Regions from separate parts of the Mus musculus genome. Here region 1 is linked to region 2. The links are chromatin loops, found by intact Hi-C in ENCODE. Cell type or tissue: heart. All regions are shown on one strand.

The links. A loop is a pair of places that touch in the nucleus more often than their neighbours do. Peaks named below come from ENCODE experiments on the same cell type or tissue, not always from the same donor. Only the 100,000 strongest peaks of a DNase experiment are listed, where the experiment ranks them.
Region 1: it touches region 2 in a loop (4-fold over the local background); 1 of 42 quality-filtered maps calls a loop at or near these places.

What each region holds. Positions count from the first base shown.
Region 1 is chr5:144,314,178-144,322,177 of GRCm38, reverse strand. Baiap2l1 (BAI1-associated protein 2-like 1) reads left to right here. Exons shown (of 14, transcript NM_025833.3): 3 at 3,163-3,249. Among named protein-coding and RNA genes, the nearest start is that of Dmrt1i, 40 kb to the left of the region's middle. In heart, no CTCF peak of the experiment used is centred here; no DNase peak of the experiment used is centred here; H3K27ac peaks cover 2,699 bases.
Region 2 is chr5:144,262,885-144,270,884 of GRCm38, reverse strand. It overlaps Bri3 (brain protein I3), which reads right to left. Exons shown (of 3, transcript NM_018772.4): 3 at 6,312-6,876. The coding sequence ends at 6,744. It overlaps Baiap2l1 (BAI1-associated protein 2-like 1), which reads left to right. Exons shown (of 14, transcript NM_025833.3): 13 at 4,240-4,277; 14 at 4,853-6,360. The coding sequence ends at 4,928. Gm38675 (a long non-coding RNA gene) reads right to left here. Exons shown (of 2, transcript XR_868679.3): 2 at 7,066-7,426. Among named protein-coding and RNA genes, the nearest start is that of Gm38675, 8.4 kb to the right of the region's middle. In heart, a CTCF peak has its summit at 3,149; DNase peaks (open chromatin) are centred at 2,934 and 3,204; H3K4me3 peaks cover 232 bases; H3K27ac peaks cover 1,777 bases.

The sequences.
Region 1 (8,000 bases), 51 kb before region 2:
TATTTTGGGAGACTGAGGTTACATGGTTTTAAATATAAGTCAACAGTCACTTTTCAAAAGTCTCAATTTACCTTAGGTGTAAACCAGAAATGTTAACTGTTGCGTGATCCTGAAGGCAACTCCCCCACCAGTGTGCGCTTCAGTTTATCTTACTTTACAGCTTAAACCTTTCATTGCAACACCATCTACTGAGTCGACATTTTGCTGGCAGCACACTTGTTTTTAGGTGGAGTTGCTTTTCCTTCAGTTCCAGCTACAGCTCCATGATTTAGAGCGGAGGAAGTGAAGTACCTCAGCAGGAGATGTGTACACTGTGTCTGACTCATGCTGACCTTGGGGACAGCCTGAAATGTCTCCGCTCCACTCCCTTTAGCAACCGGAGCTGATAACCTTCCCTTCCCTTGTCCTAACAATGCTGGGTAGATTAGCTAAGTACTGACCTGAAAAGCCTATATAAATGCAGTCTGCCGTCCTGTAAATTCTCCAGTCTTATAAAACACCAGGATAGCAGAATATTGCATGGCTTCAGTTTACATGCCGATACAGTAAAAGCCTTAATTTATATTTTTTAAAACTCTATAGTAAATGCTGAAATCAGTAAAATTACAGGAACAGGAATTTGGCCTATAATAATTTGGCTACACCTATACATGATAAATCCTCTGATCTTTTTCTCTACTTCCCCTTAAAGGTCCACCTATGAGGTATGGGGATGTAGCTCAGTGGTAGGGTGCTTCCTAAGCATGTGAAAAAAATGCAAATAGGGTCTGGAGACCTGGCTCCGCAGTTAGGAGCACTTGCTGGTTGTGCAGGGGACCAACCTGGGCTTCATTCCCAGCACCATCAGACAACTGCATATAGCTCCAGCTCCAGGGGATCTAATGTCCTCTTCTGGCCTCTCAGGGCACCTGCATGTACTGGTCATGTTCATGCACAGACATACGCAGACATGTAATTTTTTATCTTAATTAAGAAAAACAGGGCCTGGGAAGATGGCTTAGTGAGAAAAGTGGCTATCTCAAGTGTGAGGACCTGAGTCTGCTCTCCAGTTCCCATACACAGATGTCAGACGTGGTGGCACAAGCTGAGGAGCCAGAGACAGGCAGGTCACTGGGACTCATGGCTCAGCCAGTCTAACCTCGTCATCGAGCTCCAGGCCAATGGGAGGCCCGGTCTCAAAGGAGGTGGAGGTGGACGGTGCTACTGAGGATGGCACCCAAGGTTGTCTTCTCTCTGACACATGCATTCATGAGCATATGGAGACACATACACGCACTAAATAAATAACCTACTTCTCAGCTTGGCCTGGTGGCATAGGTTTGTAATTCCAGCTACTTGGGAGGCTAAAAGCAGAATTACAAAATCAAGGCTAGCCTAGAAGAACTTAGTTAGACTCTGCCTCAAAATGAAAAATAAAATAAAAAGCCTAAGGGAGTGATTCATTGGTAAAGCACTTACCTAGCCGTGGGTTCCATGTCCCGTACAGGGAGACACTTAAAAACAAACTGGGACAAAACGGCCCGGGCAGCTTCTGACTGCTCTGTGGGCAAGGAGAAGGGACCAGAAGCCATTTTAATCCAAGCTCCTGTACTCTCCGGGGCTCCAGGAAGACTGGTTTCTGCGTCTGAGTTTAGGGAAGGGTGGAGATCTTTTCCTCCAAATTCACAGTGGCTTCGGCTGGGTCTTGTTGAAATGCTGCTTCAGGGCTGGTTTGAAGGAGAAACGGTTTTTAGTTTTCAATTTAGTTATTTTACATTGTGTATGTGTGTGCGCGCGCGTGTGGGTAAGGGAGCTCACTGAAGCTAGAGACATTGGCTGCCCTGGAGCTTAAGTTACAGAGGCTGTGAGCCTCTCAGCATGGGTGCTGGGAACCAAACTCAGGTCCTCTGCAAGAACAAGATGCACTCTTACTGCTGAGCCATCTCACCATTAAAAAATAGTCTTTTTGATTACAGAAATATATTTTTTAGGATGATGAGAACCTAGCATCTGTTGCAGTAAAACCATTGTTTCTGTGGGTAGGAAAAAGAAGGAGAAAATTTGGGTTTTTGGTTTTTTTTGGGTTTTTTTTTTGGTTTTTTTTTTTTTTTTTTTGGTTTTTCGAGACAGGGTTTCTCTGTGTAGCCCTGGCTGTCCTGGAACTCACTCTGTAGACCAGGCTGGCCTCGAACTCAGAAATCCGCCTGCCTCTGCCTCCCGAGTGCTTGGATCAAAGGCGTGCGCCACCACGCCCGGCTTTGGGTTTTTTTTTTTTTTAAGTAAGTTTGTAATTTTCAGAATGCTAACATATTTCAGATGCCGTGTGTGTGTGTGTGTGTGTGTGTGTGTGTGTGTGTGTGTGTGTGTATGTATATGTGTGTGTGTGTATATATATATACCTCAGTAAAAAAATCTGTTGGTTGATTGTAACTCAGATTGTCTTTTTAGGGTATTAGGGATATAGTGCACGCTAGGCAAGCAGTCTGCAGTGAGCCATGCCCTCAGCCCTCACTGGGGAGGCCAAGCAAGTACTCTTCATAACTTCAGCCTGTTGATTTTTACTTTGAGATAGTCCCACCAAGCTCCCCTGGCTTGGCCTCACTCAGTAGCCCAAGCCAGCTTTGACTTCCTCCTGTCTCAGCCTTTTGAGTAGCTAAGATTATAGGTCTACACCACCAGACCTGGCTCTTATTTTATTTTATTGCATTTTATTTTGGTTGGTTGGTTGGTTGATTGGTTGGTTTTTGAGATGGGGTTTCTCTGTGTAGCCCTTGCTGGCCTGGAACTTGCTCTGTTGACCAGGCTGGCCTTGAATGCAGAGATCTGCCTACTTCTACCTCTGCCTCTGGAGTGCTGGCATTAAAAGCATAGGCTAGCCACCACCACCCGGCTTTCTCTTTTTAATAGAAAAATTAAATGTGTTTTCATGATACAGGTTCCTAGGCCACAGCACCCAATACACCTGGAGTAATGACATGACCCATCTGTAGTCCCAAAATGTACCTGCTCCCAGTGACCAGTTTGATGTCAGGAACTGGCTTCAGAAGCAGGCGGGGCCTTGTAAATGTCACTGAAAGTGTCAGCTCTAGAACTTCTGTAGCCAGGGGCACACTGGGACGTTGAACCTGTCTCACTCCCTCCTATTGTCTGAGTAATGATTTTATGTATCACATTCCTGTCTAGCTATGATCCTGGCAGGAAAAGCCTACTACGACGGCGTGGCCAAGATTGGTGAAATTGCCACTGGGTCTCCTGTGTCAACAGAGCTAGGTGAGCTGACCATCCATCTCTACAAAAACCTCGCCTGCTGCCCGGGAGGTAGATACCAGTGTGGCAGGTGGCTCAGATCAGGAACACAAAGGGGAACCCGCTGAGCACTGTAGTTTGAGTTCACCTTGGTACATGAAAATAGAGGTTTTTGGAAGGTAGACTGGGGCTCAGGAGCAAGGTAGGGGCCCCTTCTCAGGCCTCTGAGGAACTCTGCTCCTACCTGTGCTGCCAGGGCTCTGGCCTGTCACCTCAGATCCCTGAAGTTCCAGCTTGGAGAACTGTGACCTACATTTTGAACCAAGGTGGGTGAGACAGGCCAAGTTCTTGTGGTGACTCACCTTGTGGAAAATGACTCCTGACTCCTTCTGCGTGCCCTTGGCTCCCACTGCTTCCACACTTGCCTTTGGTTGTGATTTTTCCGGTTTTGCTGGTATGAATGGATCCCCTGTGCAGGCAAGGAGGATAGCCACACCCTGGGCAGCCCCCGGCACAGCCACGGGAAGCTGGGCTTCTATTTACAGAGCTATGCCACTGTGCTGTGGTCGTCTCCTGCAGGGCAGGGCCACTTTGCTAATAGACCCACATGCCACTCTCATCTTTCAAGCTTGTGGACTGTTTTATTGTGTGGACGCTAAGAATTCTGCGTTAAGGATTCTGAAAACACAGCGAAGAGCGAGTACGCGTTTAAAGAGTGACATGTCCGTCTCTGCTCAGTGTCCAGGAGTCTGAGAAACTCACTGACTATGTTCAAAGGCTGGAACTAGCTAGAGGCCTGATGCCTGTGGCAGGGTGTGGGGCAGGCTGGCTTCACGCTCTCTGGCTGCCTAAAACGCTGGTGAAGCAATAGACAGTCGACACAGGGTACATCTGCAGTGATGTTATATGAGGAGTTGCAGCACCACTCTGTTTAATGGAATCGATCGCATACGGTTTTTGAAACCCCGGCTCGTGCTCGGTGGGGTTTGTGACTTCCCAGTGTCATGGCGACCAGTTGCAGCTCTGAATCACCATCCGTGTAATGACATGCAGCCAGCCTATGTAGCAGATAGTAATCTCTTAGACATTTGGGGTTCTGGAAGCAGCTAAACTGATAACAGGGTTCCAAAAGTAAGAATTAGGAAGAAACATGCCATTGTGCTGGGCATCAGGGGGGAAAGGTCTGACCCTCTCATTAGCACATATGGCACTCTGACTCACCGCCATTCAGCTCTCCTTTTAATGTTTTATGGCTCTTGCCATTGTTTAAATAAGACTTCTGTTCCACACCTTACTTTATTCAGCTGCAAGTCCATAACATTGAATCAGCTATTTCCACAGCAACAGTGTTGTTATAAACACCGCCCTGACACTCCAGTTTCAGGGGAAAGTCTGCAGTGAAGGCGAAGGTTCCTTCTGCGCAGAGGGAAGGGCGAGACCGACACTCCTCTCAAGGTTCACTTTGGTCCAGTTGTCCGTTTGCTTCTGTCCACGGTCTCAGGCTTTTACACATTTACTTCCTGTATTTCTCTAGGTTAGAAAGTTCACCTCAGCAGGCTTTGCTTTGGGGGACTTAATGATATCTTCTTTTGACTTGCATAGTTTTCCTTTGGTTCTGTTTAAAATACCTTACTATATCTACTTAAACTCCCACGTGGAAGAATAGCAGTCAAGTCACGTAGTTTTAGAAAGTAGAAGAGCAAGGAGGAAGAGGAGGAGGAGGAGGAGAAAGCAGGGCTGGAGAGATGTGAATGAGTACTCGGCACACAAGCATGCAGCCCTGAGTTCAGATCCCTGGGCCGCATGTAAAAGCAGAGTGTGGCAGCACATGCCTATGTCTGTCCCATCACTCAGAGTCCCTGGGCCTTGGTGACAGGTAATCTTGAATAAATACACTCCAGATTCTGTGAGAGATACTGTCTCAAAGATGAGGTGGAAAAGCTAGTTTATTAATAAAGACACTTGACATCAACCTCTGACCTCCACAGACATGCACACATTTTCACAGATGAACACATCCCTCCTCCAAAAAGGAAAACAAGAAAGAAAAAAAAAAAACAAAAAACAAAAACAAAGTTAGATGGTATTTCCTTTGGATACCGGCTCTCATGACCTTATGAAACATGAAGTTTATTTAAGATTGTCTCAGTTTGGTTTCTAGTTCTGTGATAAAGCACCATGACCTTTTGCAACTTGGGGAGAAAAGAATGTATTTTGCTTACACTTCCGTATCAAGTTCATTATCAAAGGCAGTCAGGGCAGAGACTCAAACAAGGCAGGAGCCCAGAGGCAGCAGCTGCTTACTGGCTAGCTCCTCATGGCTTGCTCAGCCTGACTTCCTTTACCGCCAAAGACCAGCAGCCCAGAGATGACACCACCTGCAGTGAGCTGGCCCTCCCACATCAATTATCAATGAAGAAAATGCCCCAACTAGGTTGGCTAATGGTCGAGCCTGTGGTACATTTTCTTCATTAGAGTTTCTTCACTAGAGTTCCTTCCTTCCAGGTAACTCTAGCCTGTATCAGGTTGACATAAAACTAGCCAGCACAAAGACACACAAAGACAGTATGATGGATGACACATGCTTGCAATCCCACCCCCTTGGAAGCCAGAACAGAAGGATCCCAAGGTCAGCCTGGGCCATAGAGTGAGGCTCTGTCTCCAAAAAACAGGGAAAGACTGGGGCTGGTAAGATGTCTTAGCAGTGAATGTACTTGCTGCTGGCTGGCAACCTGGGTTCAATTCCAGAGACATGTTTGGGAGAAGGAGAGAACTGACTCCTTAAAAGTTGTTCTCTGACCTTCACATGTGTCCTATGGTCTGCACACACATTGTATTCATGTATTAGAAAACTTTTAAATGAAGGACTTCGGGGGCTGGCGAGATGGCTCAGTGGTTAAAGCACCAACTGCTCTTTCGAAGGTCCTGAGTTCAAGTCCCAGCAACCACATGGTGGCTCACAACCATCCGTAACAAAATCTGATGCCCTCTTCTGGAGTATCTGAGGACAGCTACAGTGAACTTACATATAATTAATAAATAAATAAATAATGAAGGACTTCGGTACAGCTTAGGGGTATACTACTTGGCTAGCACGCAGAGCTCTGAGTTGCATCCCTAGCACAGAGACTACAGTATAACTGCAGTAAGAGCATGAATCATTTCGGATGCTTCATTAAGTGTGTCTTTTGAATCTGTAGGTGAAGATGGAGTGGGGTTTTAGCCGTAGTTTCCGTTTAGGCACTCTCGCCTGGCATCTGTTCATCTGCTGCTATGTGGATAAGCTAGTGTGCTTTTGCTTAAGCGTAACAAAATGCCCAGCTTACGGTGACTGAAGCAATAGGCATGTTCATTGTTCCATGCGAGGCCTGCTGAGTCAGGCCTCAGCAAGGATTCAGACTCCATCTCTTTCTTCTTGTCTTCTACACATCTCATGTCACCAAGATAACCGCCGGTCTGATGATCTCCAAATACAGGAAGTGAACTGTCTTCCCAGGAGTGTCCTGTTAGAAAGGAACCCGAGCCCAGAAGCTCCAGCACACATACATCCCTCTATGCTTCATAACCCAGGTTAGGTCACACTTGACCATGTCTGGCTGCCAGAAAAGATTCCTTGGTGTGGCCAGCCAAGGACCGCAGAGGAGAAGGCGCAGCTGTTAGGACACAGCCCTGGTATCTGGCATCTCTGGCATTAATGATCTGGTTTCAGAGGTTGTAGGTGAAGGGCGGGACATTACACAAATGTTCCCTGCAGACATTTGTGGTGCTTCTGCATTTTGCATGTGTCTGCTTGGAGTGGCTATCCCGCCCCACCCCACCCTATGGGCTGGTATGCATTTGCCCAGCATTTGTATACATTACACCTTGTCCCCTGTTCCTGTAGGCCGATTGCACTTCTTTTTCCAGAACACCACAGCTGTCCTTCCCCGTCCAGTCCTCTTTAGAGGCAAGAATCCAAGCATAAAGGAAGCAGCACTGGGGACTCTCCGTTCCTTCTGCCCATGAGTTTTATTGCTCACCTTTGAGATCTCGTGACCATGGACTCCAGGGCATTTCCTGGGTCTGGTCTGCTCTGCTCTGCTCTGCTCAGCCGCTGCTTTCCTGTGTGAGTCCTGCAGCCTTGTGATTGAAAATTAAGGGACTGGTGGAGAAAAATTACAAACCTTCTGAAGGCTGCGACTGTGTGTAGCACCTACTCTCACCATGTACCTGTACGGTCTCTAGCATGAGTGCTGGTAGACACTGCCCACTTTTCCCAACAAGCAATCTAAGACTGTCTCACCCACTCCGTAGAGTAACCCATCCTAAATGCTTGCTGTTAACTGGGTGCCCAGCATTTCACGCACAGTTACCAAGGAGTTCTCACTGTAGGCCTGAGTGGTGGGCATAGGTGCAAGGCCTAGAGGCAAGGTGACTTGTCTCAGATCACTCACTCAGTTGATAGTCTGACTTTAGAATCTGAGTTCTTGCACTGTCACTGAGGCAAGGGGGGAGGAAGAGCCTGCCGAGGGGCCTTTCCAGCCAAGCCTGTGGTCCCAGCACTCAGAGCCTCAGTTCAAGGTTAGCCTGAGCAACATAGCCACACCTTAACTGAAAAGGGAAAGAAGGGGCTGGCAAGATGCACTTACCTCAAGCCTGAGGACCTGAGTTTGCTCCCAGGAAGCCACATGGTGGGAAGAGAGAGCCAGTTCCTGGGCACCGTCTTCTGACCACCACATGCACACACACCATGGAAAGCACTGCCCACAGCCCAGCCTCCCAAAGTTTTATGTCAT
Region 2 (8,000 bases):
GTGTGTGTGTGTGTGTGTGCCTACCACATGCATACCTGGTACCTGAAGGAAGTCAGAAGAATTGGAGTTACAGAGGGTTGTGAAATATCATGATGGTCCTGGGGATTGAAGTCAGGACCACGGCGAGAGCAACAAGGGCTCTTAACTACTGAGCCATCTCTCTGGCCTTAGACCCTGGCCTTGAACTCACAATTGCCCTGCCTTCAGCTTCTCAGGTGCTTTATCACAGACATGCATCCCTACACCCAGGGAAACGCCCATTCGTTTGAGTTTGAGAACATGTAGTGCTATGAAGATAAGAGTGGCCTTTAACTCAAAATGTTCCTCCTGTCTTTACCGCCCAAGTGCTGAGATTTCAGGCATATGTCATCATACTGAAATGGCCATCTTTACTAGGTGTTCCAGGTTCCCTAGGCTTTCTCAGCGGGACCCAGCCCACCCGGGGTCGTCCAGCCCTTTAATCCTATGAAAGTATCTTCCTGAGTCCTAAGGAATAAGCTGTGTTAGGGTAACCCAAGACCATCTTGTAAGGGATCAAGCTCTTGGCGCTGTGCATCTCCACAAAGACCTTAGGAAGGGGACAGTGGGACAGAAGGCAAGTAACCAGTGTATGCGACCGTGGACACCAGGTCGTCAGAGGGTCTGCATTCTTGGAGTGAGCAGGATCACAAGAAACCTCGACTCTGCCTGTTACCTTATGGACACGGACAACCTCCGGTTGTCATCTCCCTTTCCAGTCTAAAGGCCACCGCTGCCCTGGTGTTTTAGGGACAAGATAGCCCACTCTCCTAATGGCCTGCCTGGCCCCATCTGAGCACCTTGGCTTGGCCAGAATCATCCCATTTTGTTTTGTGTGCTTAGGGACCAGTACCTTACTGGCTGCCAGATGACACAGCTTGGGTAACAGGCCCTGCCTGTCTGCCATGGTATCCCCAACTGCAAGGAAAGGGAAGTGGGGAGGGCAGATTTGGGGGCAGCAGTCATTCCTGACTAGGAAGTGGGAGGTATGACAGCTGAGCTGGGCAAAGAATAATGGTGTATTTTGAAGTCACTCTGATGGACGGCACTAAAAGTTAGTCTAGAAATTAGAGTGGTGCTGGAGGGGTGAGGCAGGGGAGTCACTCCAAAGGAAAGTTACACTTTCAGACTACTGAAAAACTCAAGCAGCAGAGGAAAAGCTGCCTCAAAACTCCCAGTGCAGATGTTTGTGGACCTTTGTGGTGGCATTATGCTCTGAAACATCTGTGGGAAGTTGAAAACACATCGTCACCTAACCTGTGGCCCATCATAGCTTAGTAAGACAGCATACTGCAGAGTGCCAGAAGCTGTCTCAGTACTACACAGCGCATCCCATGGGAAAGGACTGTATCATCTATCACCAGCCCAGGGAAAGACCACATCCAAAATTCACAGTATACTTTTCTATTCTGTATCACTTCACACTATTGAGGACCACCACACCACATCACCTAAGTCAGGGACCTGCCTTTAGTTGGTTTTCAAGTAGACACTTTATTAAAGGATAGCATACAAGTGCATGCACCAAGCACAGGAATAACACATAAAGACTACACACCTTTTCTTCATTTTTTATAAACAAGATCATATCGCGGGCTGGAGAGATGGCTCAGTGGTTAAGAGCACCAACTGCTCTTCCGAAGGTCCTGAGTTCAATTACCAGCACCCACATGGTGGCTCACAACCACCTGTAATGAGATCTGACGCCCTCATCTGAAGACCGCTACAGTGTACTTAGATATAATAAATAAATCTTTAAAAAAAAAATCATATCACCCACACTAGCATAAAATTTGCTGTGTAGCCAGGAATGCCTTTGAACTTCTGATCGTCCTGCCTCCACTTCCCCAGTGCTGAGATTATAGCTTGATGCCACCATGGCCAGTTTATGATGTGCTGGGAATGAAACCCAGGGCCTACCAGCTGAACTACATCCCGAGATCTTTGGGAATTGAGTCAGGGTCTATGTGGCCCAGAATGGCCTCAGACTCTTCTCTTCTCTTCTCTTCTTAGCCTGCCAAGGGCTGGGCATGCGAGCACCGGATACCAGACCTGGCCTTAAAGTGAATTTTCTTGAAGTGACTGTAGAATCAGAAACAGATTAAGAAACATCATTCTGAGAAAACCGGGACTTCCTGTGTGCCCCATAGTTACTGTCTCTTCTCTACGGCCAGGATCCCCATGGCCTGGCACTGAGATCTCACAGGGACAGAATGCATAAAAGTCAAGTGCTGGTTTCCTGCCGGACTTTTGGTCGTTTCTACCTGGGGCTGTAAGAGTTCAGAGTGTGGTGAGGCACCTTAAAACGCACTGAGCGTGTGGTTTTAGGAGGTTACAGCAGGTGCTGTCGGGTAGAGAGCAGGCTAGTCTCCAGTTGAGGATCTGGTGCTGTCCTTCTAAGGCCACACAGGATAGGTCAGTGTTTGCCCAGAGGAAAACAGAAGGGAGTGTTTTTCTATGGGAAGAGTCTGCTTATGTTAACTGAGGCAGCCTGGGGCTGCGAGGCTGCATTGCTGGTCTGACTTCTGGGCACCAAGGGGCTCCTTCCAGACTCAGACTGTTGCCTGGCATACTGCTCCAGGCAGTCCAATCATGCCAGCAATTTGAGCAGGCAATCGACAGGCCAGACCTCCTGATGTCCTTTAAAAAGAAATCATAAATTGGCTCTTAACGATCCCTATCAAATGAAGTTACATCAGAGGTGACTTGTCCAGAGGCCCGCTAAAGAAACAGAGTGCCCTGCAGGAAGAAATCACTTCACACCACTTGAAGCCTGATTAAAATGTGCCAAGCCAGGCAGTGGCTTTGTGCTTGTGATGAGTATACACTAAGTCCTGTGCTAGATGACTGTGCCGACTCCAGGCAACCCAGAGGCTGAGGTCACGGCCCAGGTGCCTCCAGCCTGCCTCTGGCTGAGAGTGTATCTATCAGGTGAATTCCAGTATTCGGGAGATGCTGGCCTGTGGCAGTCCTGGCCCAGGCTTCAGCCTCAGAACACACACTAGCATGTGAGGCACTTCCTTTGAATCTACAAGTGCCCAAGACTACTGAGAAACTAGGAAGCTTTCTAGGACTTGGAGACAGCTTGGCTTGGCTCCAGAGCATTAGATGACATTCTTCTGTCCTCTGCTGGGTGCTGCTGAGTTAGCTCCATGTGCTCAGAGTGATCTCAGAGGAACAGCACGGAAAGACTTTAAGATGGTAGAACTTTTAGAATTCCAGAAAGGTGGTCCTGACACACCCGTGACCTGCCACACACCTGCAGAACGTGGACAGACCCTCATTTCAGAAGCCCCCACCCCTTGTTGGTCTTTCCTTCCCCAGCACTGAACCCAGAACTCCTACATGCAAGGGTAAGTGCTGTATCAAGCCACTCCCCAGGTCCCCAGATGGCTGGCGTCTGCAGTTAGCATCAGTCTCCCAAACTAAGTAACCTTCATGTCATTATTGAGGATGCCACTTTAAAAAGGGGTGTGTCCTCTTTAGCTTTCACCTTTCTTACTCTCTAGTCCTCCTTCTCTCTTTCCCTTCCCCTTTCCCCCTTTCTCCACGTGGCCATGGCTGGCCTCTCCTTCTACCTTCTTTCTTCCTGCCTTTCTACAATAAAGCTCTAAAACCGGGAAAAAAAAGTCCAAGGAAATAAAAAGGGGTGTGGAGCCCAGTCACCATAGCACCACAACGTGGGTCTGAGGCCCTATCTGTAAGTGTTTCCTTCCACGCTATGCTCTGGTGTTGTGTTTAAATTCAGTAAGACCTGAGTTTCTGAGCATCCAGGATGTTCCATACTGACCTGTGTGTGAACAGTCGCCACACTTGAAGGCATCTAGTCCCCCAGTTTCTGAAATGCTCTAAGTTCTAAACTGTTTTCTCTCCTTTGCTTATTCTTTTGAAATACTTTAGATATGAGGTAGTCATCTCAATGTGAGATCACAGGATACTTTTAAACATGAATAGCTTTGAAGATGTATTTTTACGTGTGTGTGCTTGAGCCTGAGTGCAGATTCCAGGATCCAGATCCCCTGGAGCTGGAGTTATAGGTGCTTGTGAGCCTCTGTGTAGGTGCTGGGAACTGACCTCGATTATCTACACCAACAGCATCATTCACGGATCCCTATCTCCAGCCCCACGGGTGGCTAAACTTACCTCTGCCTGTCTTTACCTGTGGATCTTATAAAAAGAGTGTACCGATTTCAAGCCTTCCATAATCTTTGTCCTTTCCAGAGCGATGCCAACGGGACCGCAAAGCCGCCATTCCTCAGGTATGTATACCCTGTGCACAAGGTCAGTGGAACGTTGTCCTGTCTGCTAGGAAGTGGCCAGTGGTGCCCCATAGGCCTTTCTCAGACAGAGGAAACTGAGGCCACCCTTCTTGTCACCACTAGTTTTACAGTCCAGGAATGGGGTGGAGAGGGACAGAGCAGAACCCATGGCAGGGTAGCCTGTCCCACAGGAGACTAAAGCAGCCTGTGTGACTTGTTCCCTAGCGAGGCATAGTAAGCTGCCGCACACTTCTGTGTTCAGAACGGGCAGTCCTGGGTGTGTATGCAATATTGAATAATTTTTGCTACACAAGCATAAAAAGGACCTGAGTCCAAACCCCCAACACCCAGAGCATGCATCTGTAACCCCAGCACACCCCAGCACCAGAGGGGAAGACAGACAGATTATTTTGGGCACTTGGTGGTCAACCCACAGAAACACTCAATTCCAATCTCAACACCCCATAATGTACACAACATCAAAGTCCTGCCATGGAGGTCTTTTTTCTTTTTCTTTTTTTTTTTGGGGGGGGGGGGGTTGAATATGTCAATTTTTATACTTTCCTCCCCTATAGTGGAGAAAACCCCTTTGCCACCGTGAAACTCCGGCCAACAGTGACAAATGACCGATCAGCACCGATCATCCGATGAAGATGCAGGGGACAGTGCCAGTCCCTCTACTCGAGTTCTCACCCACAGGGCGATAGGTATACATTGCTGGACAGCAGGCACTGTCAAAGATTGCAGAGTGCCTGATGTCAATGAAGCCCCACTTGAGCAAATCAATGTACTTTCTCAGATTGACAGAGGTGGGTTTACACATTTCTGTCTTTAAGGTAAATGAGTAGCTTAGTGAATAAATCAATCATTTGAAATATTTTCTTTTCTATTCAAAAAGCAGTAAATTTGGCTCAAATTTTTAAATTTTTATTTTTAAGGAAATAGCCAGAATAAGGGATAGTCGGTGTATGCTTTTATGTCTGGCTTTCTGTAGCTGAATGCAAATAAGACCAGAGTTTTATTTTATAAAGCCTGTGTTCTTAAGTAGCATTATGATGTTCATTATATTATGTAAGTTTGCATCAGAGCATGCAAATCCAGTAAGCAGTGTAAATTATGAAAATATATTAAATATTTTTTAAATGACCCAATTTTTACCTTTTGATTAAACAAGTAGAACTCCAACCTCATTGACAGGCATTGCTGCAGAGCTGAGACAGTCAGCCTGCTTCATTGGCACTTGTAAATTTATCTCCAGGAGTTACTGAATTCAGTGTTACAAAGGTTGCCAGCAGGGGTCTCAATACGTCTGAGGGCTCTGTACAAACCAAACCAGGTAACCAAAGCCCCGTCATGGTTCTGGGGTCACCTCCTGTCACTCATTTTTTAACCAGCCACTGGCCTGTAAATAGCGATTCTGAAGCCTGGTGGGCAGGAGGGTGGGCCTGCCATTCCAGCCCAACACTGTCCCATGCGCAGACCAACATCTGCTCAGGCCACTGCATAGAGCCTTGAGCCAGAGGTCAGGCTGCCCCTACCTGCCCAAGATGTAGACCTTGTCTAGAATAGCAAATAATTAAAACCCATCCTCAGGACAGTCACTGTTGATAGAAACTTGCTGCTTATCAGATTCTCAGATCTCACCGAGAAATTATCCCCAAATTGGTCCGGGTCTATGTACAGGAAACGCCGTCCTTTCCAGCTGGGCCAAGCAGTGGCAAGCTCCCATGGGAGAGCAAGCCTGATGGCCCCATCAAGGGTAACTTAGTACAGGCCTGCCCATGCCAGTGACCTCCCTAAAGTACAGAGCCTGGGTCATGCCATCCATTACCACCGTGTTAGGCAGGTGTCCTGGCCTGATAGGGGAAATACAGTCCATGTTCTCCCTGTGACCAACCTATGTGCAGGATAAGGTGGGAAGTGGGCTGAGGACTCATGTCCTGGCTCCGCACACGAGTACAGGAACCAGTCTGCTGTGCCCTCCTAGCCCTGGGTCTCCCTCCCTTACGCGAACTTACCTTGACTGCAGACACAAAGGTTAACATTTGTTTAATGTTAATAATAAAAGAGATTTGAAACACATTTGAGCTGTAAGTGGTACCTGAGGACCAGAAGATGGCCATGGGCGGCCTCTGCATGTGACATTTCCCATGGCGAGACTTCCAGGGGGCGGTGCGTAAAAACCCATGGTCGAGCAGAACAAGCTACACAATGGTATGAATCTCATTTATTTAAAACAGTATTTCTCACCATTCTCAAAGTGAAGACTGCAAAAAATAGAAGCAGCACGTTACCCTTAGCCTTGGGGGCAGGTCGCTGCCTTCCACCTCTGCGTCACCCCTATGCCAGTCTAGCCCGCCACACTTTACAAAACAGTCCAGAAGCTTAATCAAATAAAACTATTGTACACAACATTTACATTAGAAAACATAGCTGAATGTAGGAAAACTGGGTGTGCTGTTCCCTCTAAGTAAAGACCGCTCCACAGTTGGGGCATCTTCGCTTCCTCAGTGCAAAGCAGCAGAGGAACCCAAAAGGGAACAGGACGATGGCCAGGAAGATGCCCAGGCAGGTGAAGCAGTACTCCAGGACACCAACCCTGCGGGGAGAGAGAGGCAACCAAGTTAGGACCCCACCCCCAACCTGACAGCCCATGGGTCATAGGGCGGCACGGAAGGGGACCTCACCACCTACAGAGCACCTGCCCGACCTGCAGGGGAATGTGCTCAGTCGGAACAAGCAACTAACTCACTCACTCTCTCTCTCTCTCTCTCTCTCTCTCTCTCTCTCTCTCTCTCTCTCTCACACACACACACACACACACGTACACACACACGTACACACATGCGCGCCCGCGCGCGCAACAGCCTAGGGCTAGAGTGCATAGAACTAGCTGGAACCAGTATAAACTGCCAGTGCTACCAAGGGCATCCTAGACAAACAGGGTAAAAGGTATCACCTAACGTGAATAAAGACAAGAACTTTCCGTTACACACTTACAAAAGGGGTGAGGTGGGGCTGCTGAGATGGCTCGGCAGGAAAGGACTTGCCACGGAAACCTGATGGCCTCAATCATCAGGTTGTCAAGTTCAGCCCCTCACAGGATGGAGAGAGAGAAGCAACTCCGTGGAGCTCTCCTCTGACTCTGCCTTCATACCCAACAAAAACAAGAGTGACCCAAGTGAGTCGATAAAAATTCCTACAGCGCTGGAAAACAAGACACCGCAGAAATGAAACCCACTCTAGTGTGCCTGCTGTGCTGGGGACGGAAGCCAGAGCCTCCTGAGTAGCAGGCCAAGTGCTCTGTCCACAGGCCCAGCATGCTTCTCCAGGGCTGCAAAGTCTTCTGTCCTCTAAGTGTTTAAAGAGCAATCATTTGGTTGGTGTGAAGTTAAGGAAAGCAGTCGGCCACGTTCACACACGCAGAAAGTCACTTGAGAGCTTGTAACGCCTCCTATTCAGTCTGCTCCCTACAAGCACAAGGTGGGACCCAAAGACATGGCTGCCAGGCAAAGCCGGAATCAAAATACACCCAGTGCCTGATGGGATCTCTTCTCCACGTAACTCCATCAGTGCCTGATGCGATCTCTTCTCCACGTAACTCCATCAGGCTCAAGAGCTTTTCAGAGTCCCAAAGCTCTAGACACCAAGCCTCACTTCTACCAGACACACTCTGTACTGGCTGGTTTTGTGTCAACTTGACACAGCTGGAGTTATCACAGA